Regions from separate parts of the Homo sapiens genome. Here region 1 is linked to region 2. Evidence: read pairs that join two places in POLR2A ChIA-PET (ENCODE). Cell type or tissue: OCI-LY7. All regions are shown on one strand. Links, peaks and the distances in the headings refer to the core of each region. The heading gives the core; the rest is flanking DNA.

Region 1 (14,625 bases), core at 9,626-14,625, 140 kb before region 2:
AACGAGAGAAAATTTAATAACAACTGAAAAGTAAAATCAAAGATAATGACTTGACCTGAGCTTACAGAGGCTGGGAGACTCAGAAATGATGTTTTTCACTTCATCCATAACACACACTGCTCTTCTCTGGTCCTGAAAATAGCATGTGACCTATGAAGCATCCTATTAGCTGTTTCAGAAAAGCACATTTTCTTCTGAAAAGAAATCGGTTTAACAATCAAGGAAGCAAGTACACACACAAAGCCAAACACACTGGGTTTGGCACTCATTCAAAATGTCATGTCATTCGAATACGTCTCTGGTTTTTAATGGTGCTTCACTTGGGTCTAATCACATTCAAACCCTGCTGGGTTGCATGCTATTATATGCTCTAGAAATGTGTAGCTGAGACATAACGAAAATAAAAAGCTCATACAAGCCAGTAGCTGAAGCACAGGAAGAAGACGCCTTTGGGATTCCATATCGTTTGGTGCAACTGGCTTACAAGGTCATCTATGACTTGTTGCCCACCTGTGTCTCCGTTCCCTCATTGTGAAAATAAAAGTGATCATTAGAAATGATTTATGACCTAGACTTGTCATATTTATTTTCTTTAAATTACATTTAGGAGGCTGTTTTAGCAAACAGAAAAACAGCTCTGATTGTCTCCTTTTCTTTCCTATTACAACATGAAAGACACTGGGAAGACATTTCCAAACATCTATTTCTACCAAAATGGGAGCAGTGTTATTTCTACATTTTCCAGGAATATCGTGGTTATGAAAAGTTTCAAGTGAAATGATAATATAAAACTTTCTTCCCAAATATTTCAAGTGGTGAATTTTCTTGCTCTGATCATTTTAGCTTTGTAAAAGGTTATATTAAATTGTATGTGCACATCAAACAGTATTATGCATCTTTAGGCAAGTACATAGGAATAACTGGTCCTTTGATTATTTTCCCCCTGAAGTTTGAACATTTGCTCATGAAGGCTTTGCTATTTTTTTTTTATTGTTGACATTCAAATGGAATTGAAACAAGAGTTTTCTGGTCAGAAGAAGAAAAAAGAGAAAATTGATAGAAGCCAAATAAACTTGTGATCGTTTTTGACAATTTCCCAACGTGGTTTCTTCCTCATACCAGCTGCCAGAGTGATGTAATCAGAAACGAAATGCATTTTATGATAAATGCCTTGGGGTAAATGTAGCTCACAAAAGATATTACAGTTTTCCTCTCTTTAGCTTCCTCAAAAATACATCTTTATCTTGAATTGCCTTAACATTAGCTGTTTATCCAAAGACAAAAGGAAACACATACACATATATACACAGGTATACTCATCAAGTTTGGCTCATTGAGCCAAGAGATGACCATATTACGTTTTATTTTCCTAATCCCAGGACAACTAAACATTAACATGTTTTGCCCAGAGTAACTGAATATGACAAGAAATATGAAAGAACATATTGTAGGTGCAGACAGCTCTTCCCAAAGTAAATTTAAATGGCATAGGTTTAAAAAACACTCCTGTAGGAGGCTTCATTCCATTTGCAGAACTCAATCTTTGCCACTGACAAAATAATCAGACACCAAGGAAAGAAGCATGATCCATTAAGTGAGCTGGGGTTTGAAGTTCAGAGGCGTTTGGTGGAACACGTGGACGGGCTAATAAGACGCTGTGGATCCATGGGAAAAGGATGGGCACGAGAAGATCCTGTAAGACCTGCTAAAAGCCCCAACAGGGGAACAGGACGTCAGCAGATGCGAGGGCCACTGTAGCCACAGCAGTGCTGTTGGAGTGTTACCGTGGTTTGGCATGGGCCATGCTGACTCACAACAGGCATAGTACACGTACATTACCTCTGGCCTTGATCACAGAGTGGGAAGCCCACTAAGGGGAACCAATACTCCTCAATCAGATCAACAGTCACTGAAAAATAGCCTTCTAATATCATAAGAAACAACACTTTAAAATAATAAAGTGATCTGACGTATGTAGTAGCAGGAATACTTAACCATCTCCTTGCAGCCAAGTCCTCCTTTTCCCAGGTTAGGTTCAGGTGGGAAACCAGGGGGACTGATCTGCTACTCATAAAACTATATGAACAAACTCTTAATGCCTAGATATAAGAGTGTTAGGACGTCTGCCCAGGGACCAGTCCAGAAGATTACAAGAGGTACTCAGACTGCACTTTGAAAGCTAGTCTTTCAGTGCTGCATTAAAACAATTTATTTTTTCAATACCAAGGAACACTGTAAGCCATGAAGCAATCATAAGCCTCTTGCTAAATGATCTCTAACCTTTACTCAGCCCAGCCCTGTTGTCCAGAGCTCTCGTGTCCCAGGGGCTCCTGAGTGGCTCATCTCCCTCTCACCTATGCCTGCTGTTCCTTTCTTGCCCTAGAGAAAACACAAATCTCATTTACTTCACACCATTGTGGTATGAGCAGTGTGAGTGCTGAAGATTGAAGGAGGTTCCTCCCATCAGAAGTTCTCAATTTGCTGTGCACTGGACCCTCCCCAGGAGAGCTTGTTAAACTCAGATTGCTGGACCTTACCCAGAGTCTCCGAGTCTGTATCTCTAGGATGGGGCCAGGGATCAAGCATTTCTTTCTTTCTTTTTTTGTTTGTTTGAGACAGGGTCTCACTCTGTCGCCCCGGCTGGAGTACAGTGGTGTAATCATTACTCACTGTAGCCTCAACCACCTAGACTCAAGCAATCCTCTTGCCTCAGCCTCCTGAGTAGCTGGTACTATAGGTGCATGCCACCATGCCTGGCTAATTAAAAAAAAAATGTAGAGATGGGGTCTCACTATGTTGTCAAGCTTGGTCTCAAACTCCTGAGTTTAAGCAATCCTCCCACCTTGGCCTCCCAAAATGCTGGGATTACAGGCATGAGCCACCCTATCCAGCTGGAACAAGCGTTTCTAACAACTCCTGTCTTAAATGATCATTACTCATGTTATAATTGTTTTCCACACTACCCTCTTCATTATGTGAAGAGAACATTTCTAGAGCTGAGAAGATTGTGGAAAATACCTGGTTCAAATACCTCCTTTTAGAGAAAAATGAGTCCCAGAGAGGTGAAAGAGTATGACAACGCTATATCTCAGGTTGCCAGATTTTCAGTTCAAAAGTTCTCTCATGATGTATCCTCCATCCTACCTTATAGCTGGCTACTTCCAGTAGCTTTTGATGAGCTTTACCTCTGCAAAGCTCAACCTAATTTATATTGGCTACCCAAAAACATTATGCGAAACTTTCAAAAAAATATGACTTCCCCACGTTCAGCCCTAAATTAATAATCAAACTCAAGTTTACCATAATTATCAATATTTAATGGTAATTTTTTCATTTTTATATGAATGGCATTAATCTTAGATATTTAGTAGAGACCAAAACTTTAGAAATTTTTGAGTTTTTTGAAATAAGCTTTGTCTTCTTAAAAAATATTTTGTCAATAGCTTGTTTGTTCAATTTTGCTGAGAAAGAAAGCTAATACCTTTCGAATAAATGTGAGACAACACATTTCTTTCTACTAGTGTTGAATTTCAAAGTATTTTTGTGACATCTCTCAGCATTCTGTGTGTGTGTGAGATTGTGTGTGCATACGTGTTGTAAGGAAATTGGGTGATGCAAGAATGCTCTGTTTTGTAGCTTCATTTTCCTTTTGTATTGGACTCTTCTTGACAAATATCACTGTAAAACTATTCCCACTTTTCCAAGACAGAGCTCGTTCTTTGGTTGTATTTATAAATAAGGTTTAAGCTGTGCTTATGCTATAGCGAAGAATGGATCACCATAAAATACAAATTCATACTGTGTGGGAAAAAGTCTCATGCCTTGTGACTTACCTGGAAACTATTTTGTAGATATGGACAACTTGCCACATGGCTTCTTCCAGACTCCTTAGGAGGATTTTCATGTCTTGGTTTTTGGGAAGATGTGGATTTTGAAGGGAAAAACTAGAAACCAAGACTTTTCCTTTGGTTTTGTTGTTTTCGTTTTTGCTATTCTCACTGCCAAATCCCTTAAAAATGGAACTTTTCCCATTTTAAGAGGCGTGAGATAGTCTGCAAGTATCTTGCTGTCAAGGCCAATGCCTGGTACAGAGTAGTTAGAATGGGGGAACCAGGCATGATGGTCACACCTGTGGTCCCAACTACATGGGAGGTTGAGGGGAGGATTGCTTGAGCCCACGAGTTTGAAACTGCAGTGAGCGGTGATTGCACCATTGCACTACAGCCTGGGTGACAGAGCAAGCCCTTGAATTTTCAAAAAAAAAAAAAGAGGGAGCAACAGAAATTCTTCGGAAATGTTGCTGCTTCCAGAACGTTGATAGGTGTTTCCTCAAGTATCTTTACTTCCATAGGAGGTGTCAATTATTTTCAGCCCATCTAAACTACTGGCATCCTTAGTTACCTGGCAACTGTGAACAATATTCCTTTGAGGTTATCCACAGTCACAGTGATTCAGATGCTGATTCCTAAAGCTACCTCTCTAATAAAAATGAAAAAAAAAAAAAAAGCATGAGGATTTCAAATAGTTTGGTATGTTATGGATTTTTAAATTTGAGCTTCTAAGAGACAAGGGGCTATGAATACACTTCTTCTTGTTGACAGCAGAACCTTAGGGACTCCCAGTATGCAATTCAGTGTGAATCACCTTGAACACCAAAGCCAACAAGTCTGTTGTATTTCACATATCTGAAACTGTCTGTGGGAATGCAGCATTGGCATAATAAAAAGAAACTTGAGATATCATCTGGTTATAGACACTTTGCTTATGGAAATAAATATTTAAGTAATCTGCAACAAATGTTGTCTATTTTCTTTTTGGGAAATTACAAGAGTAATTGATTCTGAGTTAGCTTTTGTTTTGCTTTGTGTGTGTGTTTTTTGTTTGTTTGTTTTAGAGACAGGGTCTCACTCTGTCACCCAGGCTGGAGTGCATTGGGGTAATCGTAGTTCACTGAAGCCTTGGACACCTGGGCTCAAGCAATCCTCCCACCTTAGCTTCCCAAGTAGCTGGGACTACAGGAGTGTGCCACCATGCCCAGGTAGTTTTTTTTTTTTTGTTTTGTTTTGTTTTTTTCATTTTTTGTAGAGGCAGTCTCACTTTGTTGCCAGGCTGATCTCAAATCCCTAGCCTCAAGCAAGTCTCCTGGCTGAGCCTCCCACAGTGCTGGGATTACAGGTGTGAGCCACTGCACTCGGCCAGTTCTTTTTTATTTGTCAAAAAAATGAACATATTAGAGGCATAATGGGCACTGGCTACAGGAATCTTAAGATTGAGCAGGAGAAACAGCCATGTAACTATTTGTTTAAAGGTTAGGTAATAATTAAATACATGTTACAATTTAGATAAAATCTATGGAAGAGTAGAGGTGGTAGGGATTAAATTTACCCAGGGCCATTGAAGAAAAGCATCTAGCAGAGGGTTGCATTTGAGCTGAACCTTTAGGATGAAGCCAGCTTTAGTAGGTAAAGAGAGCTATGAGAAAGTTACAAAGAGTTAAGGTTTGTCTGGGAAGATGGTGAATGTAACCAGAGTGAACAACAAATTAACCAGGGTGAAGAAGTGACACTAAACATATTGCAAAGTCCAGTTTGAGCAAGACTTTAAATGTCATGTTAATGAATCTGAAATTTATTCTTCAACCAATTGCAATATATTGAAGGTTTGAGCAGAGAGACACCACCATTTACTATACTTTGGTGAAATTAGGTTAGCGGTAATTTCCTCTCTGAATCCATTGTTTCTTACTACTTACTCTCACCCTACTCCACATCCATGGCCTCCCTGCTGTTCCATGAACACACCAAGCATGTTTCTATTTCAGGGCCTTTGAATTTGTTATTCCTCATTCCTAGAAAGCGTGTTCCCAGGTATCCACATGACTTCCTCCTTATTCCTTCGCTTGTTTCATTTCACTGTACAAAAGTCACTGTCAGTAAAACTTTTCTTTTTTGCCTGCACTAAAATGACAACCCCTCCCCTGAATTTCCATCTCCCTACTTTATTTTCTCTATAGTGCCTGCAACCATCTAATGTCACATAGCACCCTCCTATAATTTGCTCTCCATGAGGGCAAGGATTTTTGTTTTGTTTCCTGCTTTGTTCATTGCCTAGAATGGAGTCAAAGGCACACTTGAGGCTTAGCAAATAGTGTTAAGAGGCTAAAAAAGAGACGGAGAAGATGTGTGTCTTAGAATGCTCACACAGCCATAACAACAGGCAGCGGCTCACACCTGTAATTCCAACACTTTGGGAGGCTAAGGCAGGCAGATCATGAGGTCAGGAGTTTGAGATCAGCCAGGCCAACATGGTGGAATCCCATCTCTACTAAAAATACAAAAATTAGCCAAGCATGATGGTGGGTGCCTATAATTCCTGCTACTCGGGAGGCTGAGGCAGGGGAATCTCTTGAAGCCGGGAGGTGGAGGTTGCGGTAAGCCGAGATTGTGATATTGCACTCCAGCCTGGGCAACAAGAGGGAAACTCGGTCTCAAAAAATTAATTAATTAATTAATTGAGTGGTAAAAGCAACAGAAATTTAATTTCATATAGCTCTGGAGACTGGAAGTTCAAAATTCTGGGTACCCACATAACTGAGTTACAAGAGGGCTCTCCTCCTGACTTACAGACAGCAGCCTTCCTGTTATGTTTTCACATAGCAAAGAGGGAGCTCTCTCGCATGTCTCTTCTTATTCTTATCATGGAGGCCTCACCCTCATAACCTCATCTGAATCTTATTACCTTCCAAAGGCCCTATCTCCAAACACCATCACCTTGGGGGTTAGGCCTTCAACGTATGCATTCTAGGGGTACAAAAACATTCAGTCCACAAACGAGCAATTAAAGAAGGAGAGGGAAATAGGCATGGGGTGCTCTCTCTGATTCCAAGGGAGTAGGTGCTTCTGGGCAGCACTTAGCCAACACTTCCTCAGCCCCCAATCCTCCCTGCAACTGATAGTCCCAGAGGAAAACTGGGAATTAAGAAAGATGATGACTACAGCATGTCAGAAATTTAACATGCCTCTTAGATAAAGATGGGAAGTAGTAAAAGAGGCAGAAAGGGCCAAAGGGAAATATAAAGAGGTGACATTGATGAAATCTCCACCCTCCTCAAATGTGTCCTTTATGGGAAGGATGGTGGATGGTGAGCTATGGCAGAGGAGACCAGCTCTTCTGAGCAGGGCTGAGCTGCTGCAAGGCCTGGCCACGCTTCCTTCCCCTCCATGTGATAGACTTGCCGCCTCCCTGTTGGATTGATTCCTGGTGTGGGTGAGGACAACATGGAGGAAATTATTGGGATTTTACTGGGAACCAGGTGGCAACACTCAGAAGAAAGGCCAGAAATGAATAAAGACTCGAGAGGAGGATTTTTTTTTTTTTGTGGGAAGTGTGTATATTGAACAGAAAATGAGTCCAGCTGTGCTTACCAGTGGGTGGGAAGACAATAAAAACCATTACGCCTATAAAAGGATAAGTAGGTCAAAAACGAGGGGCCAGCCTACTAACAGGAGGAGAGCAGCTCTCTGAAAGGAACATTTGGGATGAAGCAGAAAACCTAAATTAATTCTGAGACACGATCTAAAGAAAGTCGAGAAAACATATCCATTAAACTCCTTCAGGTCATCTTCTAGAAGAAAAACGCCTTGGAGATTTAGGAGACAGGGACACAGCTGCCAAATTAAAAATTGGAAGAGGTACCACTAACAACGAAAGGTGGAGGACATGACTATGGGGGTAAATGATAGACTTTAAAAACTCACCAAGAACTCAAGGGAAAGGAGAAGGAGAAAATATAAGCAACACAGGAAAGAAACCATAGAGATCCAATCTATATGTAAAATAATTTCCAGAAATTTCAAACATTATTATTCTTGGAAAAAAAGGAATAGATAAAATATTAAAGAAATACAAGTTCATAAATAGTTATGAACTAGTTATGTATGAACCATGGTAGACTATGGTACGTACATCTCCCATTACCCTACCCTCATCCCAAAAGACCAACTGCCACTCTCTTGTTCTCTGACCACCTCTTGCTTTGAGACTTTTCCCCATCCATTCATCTTATAGTCCCTGGCTTCTCACAACTTCTCCTGGAATTGGACTAAATTTCAATGGGATGTTTAAATAAACATGGCATCACTGATTAGAATTAGATAGATGATGTGTAATGTTTTCTTTTCTGACATTTATCACTCATATATTTGTTAAACTAAGAAGAGCTCTGCATATGCACACTGTCATAAAGACACATGCACACGAATGTTCACTGAAGCACTATTCACAATAGCAAAGATGTGGAATCAACCTAAATGCCCATCAATGACAGATTTTATAAAGAACATGTGGTACATATACATGATGGAATACTATGCAGCCATAAGAAAGAATAAGATCATGTCTTTTGCAGGAATATGGGTGGAGCTGGAAGCCATTAACCTTAGCAAACTAACGCAGGAACAGAAAACAAAAAAAAAGCCATGTGTTCTCAATTATAAATGAGAGCCAAATGATAAGAACTTATGAACACAAAGAAGGAAACAACACACACTGGGGTCTACTTTGGAGGCAGGAAGGGGAGGAGCAGAAAACATAACTTTTGGGTAATGGGCTTCATACCTGGGCAATGAAATAATATGTACAACAAACCCCTGTGACGCATGTTTAGTTATGTAACAACACTTCATATATACCCCGAACCTAAAATTTAAAAAAATAATAAAGTTTTTTTTTTTTATTTTTGAGATGGAGTTTTGCTCTTCACTCTTATTACCGAAGCTGGAGTGCAACGGCACAATCTCGGCTCACCACAACCTCCGCCTCCCAGGTTCAAGTGATTCTCCTACCTCAGCCTCCGGAGTAGCTAAGATTACAGGCATGCGCCACCACACCCGGCTAATTTTGTATTTGTAGTAGAGATGGGGTTTCTCCATGTTGGCCAGGCTGGTCTTGCACTCCTGACCTCAGGTGATCTGCCGGTCTCAGCCTCCCAAAGTGCTGGGATTACAGGCAGGAGTCACCACGCCCGGCCCAAAAAGATTTTTAAAGAGAATTCTGGGTGTGCTTACTTTAAAAAAAAATAAACAGCAAATGATCCCTTTTTTCACTGCTTTGGAAACCAGTCTTGACTCTAGACAAAACAAAACTAGAAACAGCTCTTTGTCTGATGAAAGTGACTCAGACACTAATAAAACTGATGATTTCTTCAGTTTGCAGAACAGGGAGTTGGGAGCTTTGATGACTTTGTTCAAACTATTTCTGGATTTGGTCACTTTCAGTTTTCATATACTGTCAGATGTAAGTAACTTATAGACCCCAAAATTATATCACACTTTTGCATTAGAAACCATACCAAAAACAAGAACAACTGGCAATACTCAAATTAACAAAGAAGATGATATTTTAGGGCCACACTGAACTGTGAGCACAGATGTCTACCTGACCTCTGACAGTTGGAGATGGGCCCTTGCCCAGCTCTCTGGGAAGAAGATCTGCAGAAGCCAGCTGCTGCCTGTCCCTGTGATGGATGCCGGCATGGTGGGGGCACCTACACCGTCACATCACTTGCAGGCCTTGTTCCTCTAATGACTTACATCAAGAGCTTGCAGATACTTTATATCTGTGGATCCTGTTATAATCTGTACACAATGGCATTGTGCACAATGCCAGTTACCTGATAAAGCAAAACCATTATGGACAAACAGAAAACATGCAGATGCCTACCTAAGTGCAGGATGCAAGGAAGCATCACTCACTTTCACTCTCCCAGGAACAGCTCAGCCCAGCCTGGTCCAGCTCAGCACAGCACAGCACAGCACAACTGAGCCCAGCACAGCTGTCTTCTGTCTAACTAAAAGGCAACATTTTGCTGTATCTTGAGCATGAGCAGTCTTCTGTAACATGCAAAGAGTCCCAGGGGCACCCAACCAGTCACATTTTAAAGAGAGACCTGCGGAAGTAAAATCAATTTGTTGTAGCTCCAGTGTTCAGCGGAACAGATATTTATGGAGGTTTAGGGCAATATTCTTTGATGTAGTTAGTCTCATGTTTTCTGACTTACAAAAGAGATAAGAAACAATATGGTAGAATTTAAAACAAACAAACACATGAATAACAACATTCAGCTGTATCTGTCAAATGAGATGGGACATGAAAGTCTTCATCCAGCATATGGCAAAGCCTAGACAAAGTATGTAGGAAATGTGTGTGTGTGTGTGCGCGTGCATGCGTGCGTACACGTGTGTGTGTCTGTGTGTGTAGGGCCATGGGATATAAGAAATGCAAAGGAAAAGAAAAATCATACTGATCCAGTTTCCTCCTATTATGATCTGCTAGGTTTACTAAAAAAGAGTTAAATTTGGTTGTTTGCTTTTGTGCTAGGATTTCATTTTAGGATGATCATTGACAAGTAATACACATGATATTTCCATCTGTAACCTCTTTGGGTCCCTGTAATAATAACGGGTAAGTATTGTCTTTTAAACTTCTCCAAGAATGCAACCCTACAGTGATATTTTTAAATTAATGAGACATAAATTTGAAAAACCATGTAGCCAAAGAAAATAAAAATAACTTAAGAATCTACTCCCCTCCTCCCAAATGAAGACCAAGATGATGGAGAAGAGAATAAAAGAAACACAACAAACGAACTGTTTCCAGTTTCTACCTGGGATCCTGTACCTTTTGACTTATTATTTCATGGAAAATAGAAGTGAAATCAAAGAGTGATTTTCCATGAATCCTTTTTCATATTTTCTAAACTTTGTTCTGTAGAACTAAAAATGCACCTTGAAACACTAATGGGTGTTTTTTTGGGAAAAAAAGTTTCAATGGTCCAAATCCATGTTGGTAATGCTTTTATGCTGTACCTGGTCTTGGAGAGAGGGCATATGAAAAGTTCTGAGAAGTCCACAGAAACCTATTTTTGTGAACTGTGCTTTTAACCCAGAATTCCTCACAATTATTTTACCATGGACACCCACCATCCCTTTTATAATGGAGGTCTGGCTTACATAATTAGTTGGGAAGAACAAGTTACAGTGTTCTATAACACTGTCAGATGGCTCTGGCTAACAAAAACATATAGTTTTGAATAACTAGAAGGAGGATATTGAATGTTTCCCAAACAAAAAATATATAAATAAATGTTAGAGATGATGGTGCTAATTACCCTGATCTGATCACTGTACATTCTATGTATAAACACATTATGTACCCCATAAATATGTACAATTATTATTTGTGAAATAAAATTTTTAAAAAAGAAAAAGGAAACTTGGTGGCTCACGCCTGTAATCCCAGCACTTTGGGAGGCCGAGGTGGGCAGATCACCTGAGGTCAGCTGTTCGAGACCAGCCTGGCCAACATGGTGAATCCCCGTCTCTGCCAAAAATACAAAAATTAACCGGGCATGGTGGCACACGCCTGTAATCCCAGCTACTCGGGAGGCTGAGGCAGGAGAATTGCTTGAGCCCGGGAGACGGAGGTTGAGGTGAGCCAAGACTGTGCCACTGCACTCCAACCTGGCCAACAGAGCCAGACTCTGTCTCAAAAAAAAAAACTGTTATTATTTTAATATGCATTAAAATTTCCACCTGGATAAAAATAACACAACCACATATAACCAATTCCCTTAAAGTATGAACTCTCCTTATCTCCTCACTGATGTCTGGAGCAATGATTTCACAATCATAAACTTTTCTGTGCTGCAGTGCTGATAAAGTTTAAGACAGACCTTTTGTTCCTAATAACATCTCTAGTGGTATTTTTATTTTCCCTGTGCTTTCCTGGTTCTCAGAATGTGACCTTTGTCTATTCGTGTCTTTTGATGATTATGGGCATGAAGAGACTTAGATATGGAGAGAGAAAGATAATTTCCCTGGGCCACAGGAATAAGTATGACTAAGTATATAGGGAAGATTATACATCTTGAAATCTAGTTTCCCCTGGCACCATCATTACTGCTGCCGATACCACTCCATGAAGTCAGGGAGCTTACTGAAACTAGTTAATAATAAAACAAAGATCAAAAAAAGTAAACAAACAAACAAAACCCTATTCTGTCTACCTTATTCTATTTCTGGCTAAATACATTTGACACTACCAATTTGCATTCATTATATTTGATATATACACCTATGCCCAATCATTCAATTGTAGCCTACTTACAAATTTAGCCTACAGCAAAACAGTTAGAATTCATGCCCGTAGCATAGCTAGCTGGGGGTGATTTGGGTTCTGATAATATCAACATACTTAAAAGTGCATTGACTGTATTATAGATAAGTCCAAATGCTACACAGGCAAAATACCAGAAGAGAGAAACAACTTGAGAATGGTTGATAGTTTTGCTTATTTCTTTGTTCATTTGTGATAATGGCTGCTTTTTGATGGCAGGAGTGTGTTGGTGCAAGAAATCTGTATGTTTTTGGAGATCAGCAGTTAAGGAGACTTAATATTAGGGAATGCTTTTTTGCTTCCTTGTGAAGGCAAATTGAATACTTCCAGTCTCCTTTACTTAATCGATGTCTATTTGGGGCAAAGATTTTTGTCTGAGTGGAAGGAAGCTGGCAAACACTCCCATGAAATGCTACCCATGACAAAGTCAGAGGCATTTCCTGCTAAACATCCTAGAAGGAAGGAAGTGGAATTAGATAGGTTGGCCAAATTAGGCAGTGAGCATTAGGGAAATAGGGTTTTCTTTTTTTAATTTCAACTTTTTATTTTAGATTCAGGGAGTATTTGTGCAGATTTGTTACAAGGGGTTATTGCAGGATGCTGGAGTTTGGGTTACAAATGATCTCATGTCCCAGGTAGTGGGCACAGTACCCAATAGGTAGTTTTTCAACCTTTGCCCCCTTCCCTTCCTCCAAACTCTTGGAGTCCCCAGTGTCTATTATTTCCATCTTTATGTCCATACGTACCCAATGTTTAGTTCCTGCTTATAAGTGAGAACATGCAGTATTTGATTTTCTGTTTCCATATCAGTTAGGATAAAGGCCTCAAGCTGCATCCGTATTGCTGTAAAGGACATGATTTTGTTCTTCCTGTGTGGCTGCATAGTATTCCATGGTGTATATGTACCACATTTTCTTTATCCAGTCCACTGTTGATGAACACCTAGGTTGATTCCATGTCTTTGCTATGGTGAATAGTGCTGTGATGAACATATGAGTGCATGTTTCTTTTTGGTAGAATGACTTATTTTTCTTTGGGCATATACCCAGTAATGGGATTGCTGGGTTAAATGGTAGTTCTATTTTTAGTTCTTTGAGCCATCTCTAAACTACTTTCTCCAAAACGAAGCAACATACATTTCAAGGGGCTGGCATCTAATATTTGCCTTGTGGCTTTCCAATCAGTCCTCTTATGTCTGATCTAAGTTAGAAGTAGGTCCTTTTCTCAGGAAACTCACAATTTCACATTTCCTAATTTTTGCCCCAATCCAAAATAAAGGCAGTGCTAGATGGATTTATTAATGGTCATTTTCTTATAAGGACTAGTAACATTTAGCTCATGCCTCTCAGGCAAGTTTTATTTATTTATTTTTTGTTGGGGTTTGCTTCTGTGGTGCTGCATCTTCAGAAGTTACTAACCAGATTTTGAGACCTTAAAACCTTTAGGTAGAAAGACAGAAATGCCTCTGTTCGGCCACAGCAGCAGTAAGTCCATACATCCCCTCTAACTTTAAGAATCTACTCCACTTAGAATAATAGTCTCCAATCTCATCCATGTCGCTGTGAACACCATTCATTCATTCCTTTTTACGACTGAGTAGTATTCCATCATATATACATATATACACACACACACACACACACACACACCACAGTTTCTTTATCCACTCATTGATTGATGGCCATTTGGGTTGGTTCCACGTTTTGCTCACTCATAAGTGGGAGCTAAGCTATAAGGATGCAAAAGCGTAAGAATGACACAGTGGACTTTGGGGACTCAAGGGAAAAGAGTGGAAAGGGGGTGTGGGATAAAAGATGACAAATTGGGGGCAGTGTATACTGCTCAGGTGATGGCTGCACCAAAATTTCACAAATCAACACTAAAGAGCTTACTCGTGTAAGCAAACACCACCTGTTCCCCAGTGACCTATAGAAATAAAAAAGTTAATTAAAAAAACAATCTACTCCCACTTAACAATCCATGAAAGTTGAGACAATCCCAAATATTTGAATGTACCAACATATTGTCTGGCATTCAATAAAAATTTCTGAATGAAAGTGGGGAAGGATTGACTAATTTTAGAGCATTTTTCAATCTTTCAGTTTCTTTACAAAATTGAATGTGGTACTCCCATGAACACATGCACACACACTTTAAAATAATTGAGTCAATTTGAGCCTCCCTAATGAAGTTAAAAGGCCCTTCTGGACTATTTCCAGTAAAGCAAATCCCATTTATTTTGATGAGGTTTTTAAAATATACCTTTCCTCTTTAAATAAATAACCCTATTCAGTTACAAACTAAATGACATTAATTACTCCTTAGGTAGAAATTCTACTTGCTTATTTATAGAAATTCCAAAGTGATCTATATCTTAAATAGTTTGCTCTCTGTGTGAGTTTCAGGATTTCTACCGTGGTCATACAATTTAATCACACATGCATTTTTATA
Region 2 (14,728 bases), core at 1-5,000:
AAAGCAGTAGTTACTTAGGGGTATTTTGAGAGACATAATAAACTGAAACTCATGTGTGCAATACTTTGGTTTCAGTTAGGCAGGTGATTAAGAAAAATGATTCATTCATTTACAAATTTCTGGCCGGGCACAGTGGCTCATGCCTGTAATCCCAGCACTTTGGGATGTGGAGGTGGGTGGATCAATTGAGGCCATGAGTTCAAGACCAGCCTGGCCACATGGTGAAATCCCATCTCTACTAAAAATACAAAAATTAGCCAGGTGTGATGGCACATGCCTGTAATCCCAGCTACTCAGGTGGCTGAGACACAAGAATTGCTTGAACCTGGGAGGCAGAGGTTGTAGTGAGCTGAGATTGTACCACTGCACTCCATCCTGGACAACAGAGAGAGACTGTCTCAAAAAAATAAAATAAAACAAAAAATAAATATAGAACTTTCTATTGCACAACTACTATGTGGGAGGCAAGATTCCATGAATTGAGAGTAGAGAGGTGAATAAATCAGACAAAAATCTTTGCCCTCTCAGAGCTTATATTCTAGTAGGAACTTACAATTTTGTGCATGGCATATAATGTACTCTTGAAAAACTATCTCTAAAGTTTTTTTTTGAACATATTCTTCAACATTCATCCAAGCTAAATTTGTATACTTTCAACTACAGATACTGAAAAGAATGAGGTGGCAGTAAAGGGTTTGGTCAATGAAAATAGAGGAATTATATGGGATGGAACATTAGAAGGAGTAGAAAGTAAATGGATTAAGAAACCATTCTCACTATAAAAAAATTCTCTGATCCCAAGGGTTGCCGGGATCAAAGTTGTCTGCTCAGAATTAAAACGACTGAAATCCTGCATATTTTTAAAGTGTGTTTGCTCATTTTTTTATCCATGTGCATGCCTTTAAGAGTTCTACTATAAAAGTACCAGTGCTGCACTCTGTCTTGCATGCTAAATTATAATAAGAATAATGGGATGGGGAGAATAAATCTTTCCAAACAGACAAATCTAGTCTGGAACAGTGAAAATGAAGAAGCCTTTGAAGAGGAAACAAATGGAAAATTAGATGGGAAGGAGCCTGCAGAGAGTGGCACACAGCAGTCAAAGATGAACTGAAATAACCTTGCCTAAAAGAACAAAGGGTAAGAGCTGACTGCTGCCAAGGGCGGGGCCAAGGTGCAGGTACTGCCAGAGAGAACCAAAGACAGTGGAGCCATCAAGCCAAGGAGAATAAAATGACTTTGTGTGATTCTGAAGGGGAGAGGAAGGTGGTGATTATGAAATGCAAACCCTAATGAGATTTCCAAATGTAATTGCATTTCTGTAACTTTAACTGTAAAATAACTGTAAATTTAACCTGCCAATGTCAGCCTTGAAGACATCAACCAAGAAGCTAAGAGAGACTATCATCCCCCAGTTTTAAGCCATGTGTAACTTACCACTCATTAGGATAATCCTACTCCTGGAAAGGGTCATCTATATAAAATAAAATAGACTCTTTGAGTTTCCTAGCAAAAACGGAAGTGAGATATATACATATATATATTTTTTTTCATGCTTCTCGGTAGCTTAAAAAGTTTAAATTGTAAAACATATCAAAGTTTGTAAGAGACCTTCAGTAGAGTGAGTAAAACTGCTCCTTTCTTAGAGATAAAACACCTTTCTCCCCAAGACACTTAATACTGATTTCTGAATCAAAAGGGAGAGAAAATACATCTAAGATTCCTCTAGTGTATGCTATTAATACTACTTGTATTTGATTGCTGGGATATCATGGACCTGGATGTTTTAATTATAGTGGGTAATTTGACACCATTGAGGAGAACAAACTGTGATTATGTTCTCTATTTGTTCTCAGTATTTCCTATGGGCACATATCTCCTACTGAAATAGAATAGTTGGACTTGCAGGCCTGGGGTGGTGGCTCACGCCTGTAATCTCAGCACTTTGGGAGGCCAAGGTGGGTGAATCACCTGAGGTCTGGAGTTCGAGACCAGTCTGGACAACATGATGTAACTCCCTCTCTACTAAAAATTAGAAAAAATTAGCCAGGCATGGTGGCAGGCACCTCTAATCCCAGCTACTTGGGAGGTGGAGGCAGGAGAATCACTTGAACCTAGGAGGAGGTGGAGGTTGCAGTGAGCTGAGATCTCGCCACTGCACTCCAGCTTGGGCAACAAGAGAAAAACTCCACCTCAAAACAAATACATAAATAAATAAGAAAGGCATTCAATGAGATTTTAGCCGAAGAGTCAACATTCTTTTCAATGACGAAGGGATGGAAGAAACATTTCCACATATCAAATAGAAACTTAGAAAGATCTGTGGGGTTTTCTCAAAGATATGTCAGTAACAGTGTAATGGGAACTTCCTCACAAGGTCATGATTAGCCTTCAATTGTTCAATTTTTTTCTCTATGACTTCCAAGATGTTCCAATTTGAGTTATATATTCCTTTTATAACCCTGATCTCATTAGCTATGGCTCTTTAGGAGCTGGGACTGCCAGCCATTTCAGAGTCAAAGAATCCTGGATTCACTCTCACACTTACTACTTTCGTAAAATTGAGCCATGTCCTTTAAGCTCTCAAAATCGTACTTTCCCCTTCTGTGAAATGGAGATAATCATAGTTACTAACTCAAAGTGTTGTTACAAATATTCACTGAATGTGGGCTGCACAGTGCTTGGGATACTCAATAAACTTTAGCAGTAATAATTAATAATAATAATACTCATTATTCTTATTGGTTGCCTCAGCACTTGTTATAGTATCTTGCACCGAAAGTTAATGCGTAAAATGGTGGTAACTCCAGCAGTTCACAGGTTTCCTGCTGCCCATAGAAAACCTAGAATAGATATATTAATAAAATGGTAAACCAAATAGTTGGATCCTTGGTTGATTTTCTTCCAGAGGATTTTATCAAGAGTTTCTGTAAAATAGCTCTGTTCTTTCCCAACCCTCTTCTTCATAAATTAATAACTGGGCTCAAGTGTACTTAACTCAGTGTACTGCATTTGCTACTAAATATATACACAAAAATGCATTTCAAATAAATCTATTCTGTTGAGCACAAGACTAAAATTATATTGCATCAATCTACTAAAATAAAAAAAAGAATCACAAATGACTCCATAATTAAACAAAGCAAAAACTACTTTAGTGTTAATGGTGCATCAAACATTCATTTTTGTGATAAATAATAGAAACTTGTTTATACTCAATTAATCTAGACATCTATATTGACTCAAAACTATTTGGACTTCCTTGATTAATTTTGACATCTCAGAGTCTGTGATTCCTAGTTCCTGATTTGGATGTGAATACAGCCTAACTAAAAAGTCTAAAGAAATATCTTTTGTTTCCTAGCGTAGCTGAGTATTACAGCTATTTGCAACTGAGCTGCTTATTGCAAAATTTTGACACAGTTCATTTTCTTAATCTGTGTAGTTTGGCTGCTCCCCAAAATTAAGCTCCTTATTAACCATCTCTGCACATGTTATAGTTTTTAAAAGCATATCATGTTTTTATTCCTTGTTTTCCATAGTTTAATGTGGTGTTATATACCCTCTAAAATATGATTTCCCTTCAGTTAGGGTAGGAATGTTCACTAATGTACTTTGATGGTCAGGAAACTGAAACACAGTTTCTTCCAACACATAATGATTTGAGGAACAGAACATGTGAAGATTAGTACCGCTATAGAGACATATTTCTTCAAATTAAATGGCAAGAAATGTAAATATATTAATTACAGTGGTGGAAGTAATTTTATGCTCTATGCTGATTTGTTGTGACTCTATAGTTTATAAGGAATATACAGTTATCTTATATATTGCCATAATTAAAGTCTCTCAATAGAATATGGAAATATAACAAATATTTAGATTTTAATTTTTATTCTGCTGGTAAGATCATGTCACATCATTAACTTCTTTTCTCCAGTCAAATAAATGCACAGAAATTTCACAAGGTTCTTCCCCACTTACCCTTCCTAATTTTTACACCCAAGACTCATTTCATGATGATTAACTTCTTGGAAGACAGACTGGCTCTTTATAGAGTAGAGGCAGCTGTGGCAAATATAGGCTGTAGCACTTTAGAGCTTATAGATTTAACAATGAACTGCTCAATCAAGAAGAAGGAATTTCACGTATGAAAGTCTGACTACATCACAGATCTCTCTTAATTGAGCCAATTCCTGTTCTATGGAAAAGACACCTTCATATAAAGATTAGTTCGAAGCTACCAAGGTCATCAAATAATGACACTTGACTGGATTTTCTTGTGATTAAATACTACCTTAAACAAATGCAAAATAACCTTGAGTCCTTCTCAACTGATGAAGAACGATAGATGGTTTTGAGGGTTTCAGGTTCAAGACTGTGGTGATAGGTTCATTTCTCCAAAGTGTTGATTTGGTTCTTTTCTCTTGTAAGAATGTATAGAATGATAACCCAGCTGTGCCCTAACCATATGTTCAGACTCACACAAAAGTCAAATCAGCTTTCTTTTTCTAAATTACTTCCTCCCTTGATGTATGGACCTTATTTATAACCTCCCTTTGTGTAGTCATAACACTATCACATAGGGCTTAGTTTCTGAAAACCATAGCAATTGCCTGAAAATTGATTTGATGTCTTTTGCCCATCCCTCCCTTAGGTCCCTGAAGACATTTTAATATGAGCCATGACATTATGATGGATGAAATCTGGCATTTTACTGTAGCAATGCTACTCCCATGTGGAAAATAACAGCTTGTTCAAAAGCTGGTCTTTCAGCCAGATTTAGAATATACAGTAAGCCACATTTCCAATCTTTTCCCTTTTCTTTCCCCTCAAAATTTCTTTCCCAAACTTCTTTGTGTTGATTATCAAATTTTCCAAGTATCACAGGTTGAAGCTAATTGAAGTTCACATAATAATAACAATAAACATCACCAAAAGACAAGGTTAATCATGAATAAGAAAAAATCTGAATATTTGAACATAGAGTAAAATAATTATTCAACACAAATGCCCATCTGCAAAATCACCAACCTTCTGTTGATTTGTGAAGCAATTTTATATTTTTAAGAGATATTGTAAGGCTTACAAGAAACTGCATCTCTAATGCCAGGTAAGACAGATGCAAAAAAAAAAAAATCATTGTTTATTCTTTAATAAACCCTACTTTCTCATTTGTAAATTATAACTTTTTTTCTAAATTTATATTAACTACCATAGTCAACTCTTTAAGGACTAATAAATACAAATGTCTTTACTGATTTCCTAATAAAAGAGAGAGAAAATACATTTAAGATTCCTCTAGTGTATGCAATTAATACTACTTATATTTGATTGCTGGGATATCATGGACCTGGATGTTTTAAATATAGTGAGTAGTTTTGACACCATTGAGGGGAACCAACTGTGAGTATGTTCTCTGTTTGTTCTCAGTATTTCCTATGGGCCCATATCTCCTACCGAAATAGAATAGTTGGACTTGCAGGCCCGGGGTGGTGGCTCACGCCTGTAATCCCAGCACTTGGGGATGCCAAGGTGGGCAGATCACCTGAGGTCAGGAGTTCGATCCCAGCCTGGTCAACATGGTGAAACCCCACCTCTACTAAAAAATACAAAACTTAGCTGGTTGTGGTGGTGTGCACCTGTAATCCCAGCTACTCGGGAGGCTGAGGCAGGAAAATTGCTTGAACCCAGGAGGTGGAGGCTGCAGTGAGCTGAGATCGTGCCACTGAGCTCCAGCCTGGGTGACAGAGCAAGACTCCATCTCCAAAAAAAAAAAGAACAGTTGGACTTGCAGAAAAGATGGAAATACATTGTAATAAAAACATAAAAACTACATAAAAAGTAAAAAAAACTAATGTAATATTGATGCACTTCACCCATATAACTCAATATTTATTTATTTAATGACCTACTATAAGCAGGTGACTGATTATTAATGTGAAGAAAGTGATACTGGTTAATGAGTATTGAATTCAGAGATCCGAACTTCCAGAGTGCAGCCCTGTTGCAGATCTGTTTCATGTCAGGGGAGGATAGAATAGCATTTTCATTCCCCACACTCATTCATGATTAAATGATAAAATGAGGCAATCATTGTCAATAAACATATACCTTGTGAATTACTTAGCCACCTGCATAATTTCAACATTGAGAGGAGATTGAACTGAAGGTAAAATGTGGTTCATGCCGTGGGCATTTGGTATTGGTCCAGTTTACTTTGTGTATGTTAATTTGACTTAATTTACTTTTCAGTTTCACTTTTATTTTGTTCACTTTTTGTAGCTACCTCCTTCAAATTCCTTTGACAACCTGAGAATGTCTTACAGTTGAACGTAATATTAATTACATTTCAAAGCAAACCTTTATTCATTTGGGGGCAATCTGTGAAACAGAAATCTGTGACTGAAGCTGTTGCCAAGCCAATTACTGCAAAATAACTCAAATATGTCTCGACAGATTGCATTTTTCCTATTGTAAGATTGTTTATTTTGTAGACCAAAAGGCTACATTCACTTTAATTAAAAAGATCTTACTCACATAGTTAAATATATCAGCCCTTCCCTGGGACTATATATGGGTTTATGTATAGACAGGGTGTGATAATGAAAATCTCTGGAATTTTATTTTAACTGCATAATTCTTTTTTTTTTTTCTTTTTTTCTTTTTTTTTTTTTTGTTATGTGTTTCTAGGCTTTCTTTATGTCAAGGCATCCTTTGTATGAACAAGTCGAAGTAGAAAGAACTAATCAGCACTGAAGACTAGAGTGCAAAGAAATTATTCAGTGCTCAAAGAAATCCACCCTAGGCACAATCACATTGCATCGCACATGCAGAAGAGAGTGGTGAATTGCAACAAGTTCAGTGGGAATAAGCACTTGATATTCAGATGCTTATCGGAATGATTCAGATTTCTTAGTACCATACAACAAGGCTGGGAATTTTCATTTTTATTTTATTTTTTCTGAAGTTCCTGAAACACTGTTGTACGATGTTTTATAAATATCCTTTTCTCTTCAGTATGAAATAACATCAGTCAATATATTGATTTTCAGAAGAAAGAAGAAATTTTAACAATTGTGAGCTCTATCTTTTGAACATGTAATGAACTGTCATCACTTATTTGTGTTTTTGTAGTTTTGCAATTCAAAATAAAAAAGATGGTCTTGGTCAGTCACGGTGGCTCACACCTGTAATCCCAGCACTTTGGGAGGCCGAGGCGGGTGGATCACCAGGTCATGAGATCAAGACCATCCTGGCCAACATGGTGAAACCCTGTCTCTACTAAAAATACAAAAATTAGCTGGGTGTGGTGGCGCACACCTGTAATCCCAGCTACTCAAGAGTCTGAGGCAGGAGAATCACTTGAATCCAGGAGGCAGAGGTTGCAGTGAACCAAGCTCATGCCACTGCACTCCAGCCTGGAGACAGAGTGAGACTTTGTCTCAAAAACAAACAAACAAACAAACAAACAAACAAACAAACAAGATGGTCTCATAGCTCCAAGTATCATCATCTTTTAATTTTTTTAAGAATATATTTAGCTTTAAACATATAAAAAATATTTAAACCCATAAAGAGTCTGTAAAAAAATTTCTTTATGCCTAAAGACCCCCTTTGTCTTTAACAATATCTACCGAATGATTATTTAATCTTTCACTTCAGGGGTTTTGATAACATTTAAGGAGAAATTCTGCAGTTAATTTGGCAGGAAAAGGAATCTCAATGGTGCATGTTCAGGGAAGTTCGAGTTTTAAACAAGTGTGATACCAGCCAGGGGAAGCATGATGGCAAATGTGTGAATAACACAAAGTAGGCAAGAAAACCATGAACTCAGCAAACTTTCCCCACTCCAGTTACACTTGCTGGAACTTTGGATTATAGCCAGGCTCCCCTTTTTTTCAGTAGACTGGGTGAGAAGTCTCAATGCATATTGCCAGGGCTTTCAGCACTGTTGACCAATGCAGTCCCCAAGTTCCCCGCCTTGAGTGAATTTCAACAATGCTGCGCCTGCTTGCTACATGCTGTGGTTTGAATATTTGTCCCCTCCAAAACTCGTGGGGAAATTGAATCCCCAATATGGCAGTATGGAGAGCCTTTAAGAGGTGATTGGGTCAGGAGGGCTTTGTCTCATGAATGGATTAATCTATTTGTCAATCAGGGGATTAATGGGTTATCACGGGAGTGGGACTGTTGTCTTCATATAAAGAAGAGAGACCTGAGCCAGTACACCAGCATGTTCAGCCCCCTTGCTGTGTGATACCCTGTGCTTCCTTGGGATGTCCAGGGAGTCCCTACCAGCAAGAAGGCTCTTAGCACAGATGCCTCTAGACCTTGGACTTCTCAGGCTCCAGAACTGTAAGAAGTAAATTTTGTTCCCTTGTAAATTAGATGGTAAATTGTCTATCCATCTTCTATTGCTATAGATTCGGGTGGTGTTACTGGTCTACAAAGCCTTGGGGTTCTATGACATTTTTCTGCTCTGGGCTTTTTCCCACTCCTGGCAGGGTATCAGACTTAGGAAACTTATGTATCTCCATTTCTGCAGGAGATGATGTGAGTCACTCACAAACAGAAATGATTGATTTCTCATTCCCTCCCTTGTTTTATCATATGGGGCCAGGGGTGCGGGGAAGGTATTAGTCAGCTGGGGCTACCTTAAGAAAATAACATAGATTGGGTGGCTTAATAAAAAATACTGATTTTTCACAGTTCTGGAAGCTGGAAATCCATGATCAAGGTGCCCACTGATTTGGTTTCTGGAGAGGGTTCTCTTCGTAGCTTGCAGAAAGCTGCCGTTTTCAGTGTGTCCTCATCTTGTGGACAGCAGGCCAGCTCCAGTGTCTTTTTTTTTTTTTTTTTTTGAGACGGAGTCTCGCTCTGTCACCCAGGCTGGAGTGCAGTGGCACTATCTCTGCTCACTGCGACCTCCGCCTCCTGGCCTCAAGCAATTTCCTGCCTCAGCCTCCTGAGTAGCTGGGATTACAGGCAGCCACCACCATGCCCGGCTAATTTTTGTATTTTTAGTAGAGACGGGGTTTCACCATGTTGGCCAGGCTGGTTTTGAGCTCTTGACCTCAAATGATCCACCAGGCTCAGCCTCCCAAAGTGCTGGGATTACAGGTGTGAGCCACCCCGCCAGGCCATCCAGTGTCTTTCTCTTCCTATCAGGACCCTAATCTCATCATGGGGGCCCCACCCTCATGAAATCATTTAGACCTAATTACCTAGCAAACGTCCCACCTTCAAATACCAGAATATTGGGAACTGGGGCTTCAGCATATGAATTCATTGGTGGAGGGGAGCACTAAGATTTAGTCCATAACAAAGACAATTTTTATACTGCTCCCTTCTGCCTCTTCATGTAAAGCTATCCCACAGGGGCTGTGCATATCTTAGATCTCACACTAGACAAATTTATATGCTGGTTCTGCACCATACCCTCTTTCTCTCTCTTTGGAGCTAGAGAATTAGAGAGAAGATTTGAATTGCAAATAAGTCACTTGGATTTTTGAAATCTGTAACTGTGATCTAAGCCTTTCTGACCACAGGCCCCCAAGAGTGCACCTTTGTGTTTCTGGTGGTCAGTGGAATACAAGCAACATTCAGCCATATAAAACAGGATTCCAAAAATAATCCCCCTATTTGGAAAAAGAAATGTTGTAACTATCAGCCAACTTGGAAATAGGTCAATATACTAAATAAAACAATCTCTATTCTATACACATTGCTGAAGAATGTGAGGTATTTATAGCTATACCTAGTGTCTCCCTTCAAAATGTATAGCACTCTTTGAAAATCCATGTAATCATTTCAGAATCCCAGGGAAGAAATTAAAAAATTGGGAGAGTCATAAATAATCAATCTTCACTTCAGAAAGACGGAGCAATGACTAACCTAAAATATGTCCATTTACATATGCATGTGCATGGCAGCCTTGAGCTTGCAGGACTCAAATGTCCTTTCAGGAGAGGACCAGCTGCAAGGGGGTACTTAGCGATAGCATCCAGCAGCTGCACCTGTAGAAACCACCACAGGGTTAGGGCCAAAGCCTCAATCCCCACAGGGACTGGGCATGGAAGGAATAGTAGATTCAGCCATGCAGAACTCTTGCCATCTTTACTCTGGGTCTCACCATCAGCCTGGCTGACAAATCCTCAGAACTGCAACATAGTCTGAGATTATTTTACCCTCTCCACTCTGTCCTTCCCTCTCTTTGTTCTGATGTCACACTAGCATTGCAGAGTGAAGGTTCTCTTGCCCAATCCTGCTTTTTCTTCCCTTTATTATTTATAGATGTTTATTTACCCCGAAGAATTTCTTGCATTGCCAATTCCACCAAGGCAAAGGTTTCCCAGAGGACCAGAATTGACAGTGTGTATTACACCTACATATAGATACATATATGTATGTATACATTGATACCCATGTATACATTTACATATGTTTATGTGTGTGTGTTTTTTGTAGACATACATAGGCATGTGCACATATGTTCACAAATGCACACATAAACATGCACTTATTCAACCCAGAGTCCTTGGAAGGAATGACATTCTGAAAGTTGGAACAACTAACCTTCTCACACAGATATGTATGTTAGAGAAAATACAGTATTTTTTTCACTGTCTTGATAAATACTCTTATCGATAGGCAAGAACCCAAGTACTTATGTGGGGGGTGGCAGACCATGAAATTTATTAATGGCATTGTTATTTAAAGTCATTATTAAAAAGTCAAAGTGAAAACTAAACTAAAACCCAATAGGTAAATAACCAATAGATCTAGTCTATTCCATTACAGGAAAAAGTCTTATTTGGGGTTTAGTGGGTAGGACTTCTTGGAGTATATGAATTTTTCAGTTTTTAACTGGCATTTGTTGATGTTATTTGGATTCAACTTCTATGAATAATCTCTTCTAAGTATGTAACCAAGGACTAAGGCTGACCTGGAATAAGAATGACTATCTTCACTCAAATAGAAGTTCACATTTATCAAATTATTTCAAGAATCTTTTGATATGTTGTCCTTGAACATGGATAGATTTCAGGCTACTCATGACATTTACATTAAATTTCATCTGATGGTATGTTGATGACCATCAACCTTTTGATTAAAAATTTATTATTTTGAAATTACATTATGTTGAAAATTTCTAAAACCACACAAAAACATTTTGCCCAAACAGGATATTTGGGGGATGGTCTTTAAATATAATATAATTCCATATAATATTTATCTCTGCATGTTAGAGTGAAGTTTATTCTCATCCTAATTTAAAATAGTCTTATAAATTGAGTATTGATGTGAGAAGTAATTTCGATAATATTTTTAAAGGTACCCTTGTAGAAATGCAATGGATTGATACTTTTCATATTTTACATCAATTAGTTTTTATATAAAATATATTTACTTTTTATCTTATGCAAATATATTTTATATAAATTTAATTAATATCAAATCTTGCAGTTTTTTTCTTTGAAAATGTCCAATTTACCTTTTTCTCTTTAACTGTTTACATGGAAGTCTAGCCAAATTTATACAATTAAAATAATTTCTATGAAGTTCGATTTTGCAATGAATGGGTACATTAGGCAGAAGCCCTTTTAAAATCTGAATTTCTCAGGGTTTTTCTCGAGCATTCTTGATTCAACATGCATGACTTGAACTTGGAAATTTCTATTACCCTTAATCAGAAAAGATGTAGTCCATATGTTGATTAGGAAATATGCTTTCTGAACATGTGCTTTTACAAACAGAAAGAAAAATATATTTCATGCAATTTCAAACTTTTTAAATGCCAAAAGATGAAAAAAAAAAAAGCGTCAGGGACTTTTTCAATGCCCATTGAGTGTAAGTTAAAAGGTTTTGTAAAATATTTACATAAAAGCAAATTTGTTATCTTTAGGCCAATCTGATCCTGCTATGAGAGAAAAATATTATGTGTTTTTCCTCAGTGTACTCTATTGAAAATTAGTTTATGTCTGCACACTAGCAGATGCTAAGTTATTTTAAAGAGAAAGGAATGTAAGTCAGAGGATAGTATAATGAGAACTGTGCCTTCTTCCCCTCTCTCATCACTGGCCCTCAGGATTCCAACATTCTCTTTATTAGCTTTGGGAGACAGCATGGTTCAGGTTGGTTGTTCAAGGGGTAAAATAGTACATGTACATCATAAAACATTTGCAAATTTTTTTTGAGAGAGAAAGAGCATATTTTAAAAGCTGATAAAATTCTCAAACTCTCTCTTATCCTGGACTTCAAACAGTTCTTCAAAAATCCAAACGCAAAGAATGTCTAAATGAAACATATTCGGGGATTTTTGAAGTTATAGGTGCATAATATGTGAACCAATCATGGAATAAATATTTGAAAAGTTTTGGGAAAAATTATCTCAGCAGTTTCCTCTTCCATGATTGACACTTCTGCCCTGTGTAGCTGAGTATACTTAGACAAATACACTACTGGCAAGATATATTCTCTGAAAGTCTATGGATTGAAGGGCTGCAAACAGCTAAAAACAGTATTTGAAAAAATGGGACTGGGAACCCAGTAGCTTGGGCACAGTTTCAAAAAACAATTGTTTCACAGTTAAACATTAGAATCACTCAAATACCTACAGTAATTTGGAGAATTATCTCACGATGATCTGGAAGATCATTATCTGAGTGGGTTAAGCAAACATATCTGTGAATCTCTGCCTCTGCTTCAGCATTAAAAGAAGTCTGGGGTCTTTCATCAAACATGATTTTAATGCTGTTATGGATTGAATGTCTGTGTTTCCTTCAAATGTATATGTTGAAGTCCTAACCCCTAATACGGTGGTATTTGAAGATGGGAAAATTGAGGCGATTAGGATTAGTTGAAGTCCTGAGGATGGGGCACTCATGATGGGATTAGTGCCCTTAAAAGAAGAGACACCAGAGAGCTTTTTATTCTTTGTTTCCACTCACACATACCAAGGAAAGACCATGTGAGGACAGAGCAAGAAGGCCACCATCTGCAAGCCAGGAAGAGAGCCCTCCTCAGGAGCCCAAATGATTGGCACTTTGATCTTGTGCTTCCCAGCCTCCAGAACTATAAGAAATAAATTTCTGTTTAAACCACTCATTCTATGGTATTTTGTTATGGCAGTCCCAGCTAATATAAATACATTTTTTCCCCTTTGGTTCACCAATGTATTATTTTTATTATTTAAATTAAAAAAGAAAATTATATAAGCTCTATATTTATATTAACTTTTACTGAAGTAAAACCTAAAATAATAACCAATCTGATTTTAGGGGTTTGACAGAACTTTGATTAATGTAAGCCTTTTTCTAAAAAGGAGCAGAGAATAGAGAAAAGACCAAAAAAGGTGATCGTGTGTATTAGTGTACAAATAATCTAGATTAGTGTCAATGGGGTGAAGAATATTTTAGCCAGATCTCCCTCACAACCAAGGTATATTTCCCAGAAGGCCTCTTGGCTGTAACAGTCAATATATACATGCTTGTCCACAAGCCTTCTCCACTGGTTATGCCTCTGTTATTTGCTATTCACACACTAATGTTCCTTTGACTTCTGTTCTTGCCAGAGCCTATTGCTATTTGTAGCCCCACATAAAACGCATAAAATGCTTAAGCAGTGTGGGGGGATGTGGAACATTCAAGGATAATATATGCTAGAGTAACCGCAAATAAGGGACTTCTACAAAAGATGGAGGGGCACTTTTCCTTATCACTCTCAATCTGAAAAATATTTATACTTTTATTCATTTCTATGTTTATATTTTTCTTGTCAAAGCCTAAGCTGAGCACTTTTTTTAAGATTCTTCATGTAAAAGAGAGCCAATATAATCAGGACTGGCTGAAGAAATAGAAGATTGATTGTTTCATGTGCTGAGTACACTTGGGTTAGGGTAGGTTCAAATACAATTGAATTCATGGCTTAAATGAGGCATTCAGAACTCTTTCTTCCATGGTAATTTCAAATTCAGTCTCCATGATCTAGCAAGACGGCAGCAGTAGTCCTTAGTTTCACTTGTTAGCTTCCCATCCATACAGAGATGCAATTTGCCACTGTTTCAGAGAGTTCAGCAAAATTCTCATGATGACTTTTAATCTCTGAAATGATAATGTATGCAGCTGTGAACCAATCACTGTGGCCTAGGGGCTAGGGGAATCTAATTCACCAAGCTTGAGTGACTTACTTTCCTTAGGTTCACCACAATCATATTGACTGAGGTTGGGGTTGGGTGGGCTTTCTAAATGAAAACCACCTATTAGCAAAGCCCAGCAAATGGATTCCTGTTGACTCATATGCAAACATCTCCCATAGCCCAATGATCCTGGCTCCCTTTTAACACATATATTTCTTCCTTCATATTCCATAGAAACAAATACTTTTATCTTCCTAAGATTCACCCATTTCCTCTAAAAAGGAGATGAGGTGGTTTTCCAGTTCTAAGTTTACAATCTTTGAGTAATGTGCAGTTCTTTCCATCAAGTATAGATGTAGCCCGAGGCACTTAAAGAAAGAAAGAGAGAAGGGAAAAAATGCACCATTTCCTACGTGAGATGGAAAGGAGTTTGGACCGTCTTGCCTCTTGAGTCCTCTGGACACATGGTGAGAACCCACTGGCAGTGGAGGGTGTTTGTTAGGTGAGCCCAAGGCTTGGCCTAGGTGCTGTCTTTCAGGGGCAGCTTCCTGAATTAATATCTTTCCTTCTCATATCTAAGATAAAATG

The links. Peaks named below come from ENCODE experiments on the same cell type or tissue, not always from the same donor. Only the 100,000 strongest peaks of a DNase experiment are listed, where the experiment ranks them.
Region 1: POLR2A ChIA-PET joins it to region 2 with 6 read pairs; 2 of 35 experiments call an interaction of 5 or more read pairs at or near these places.

The regions. Positions count from the first base shown.
Region 1 is chr10:10,040,390-10,055,014 of GRCh38, reverse strand. No RefSeq gene overlaps it. Among named protein-coding and RNA genes, the nearest start is that of LINC02670, 11 kb to the left of the region's middle. In OCI-LY7, for the core only: no CTCF peak of the experiment used is centred there; a DNase peak (open chromatin) is centred at 9,874; H3K4me3 peaks cover 1,813 bases; H3K27ac peaks cover 1,494 bases.
Region 2 is chr10:9,890,908-9,905,635 of GRCh38, reverse strand. No RefSeq gene overlaps it. Among named protein-coding and RNA genes, the nearest start is that of LINC02663, 20 kb to the right of the region's middle. In OCI-LY7, for the core only: no CTCF peak of the experiment used is centred there; no DNase peak of the experiment used is centred there.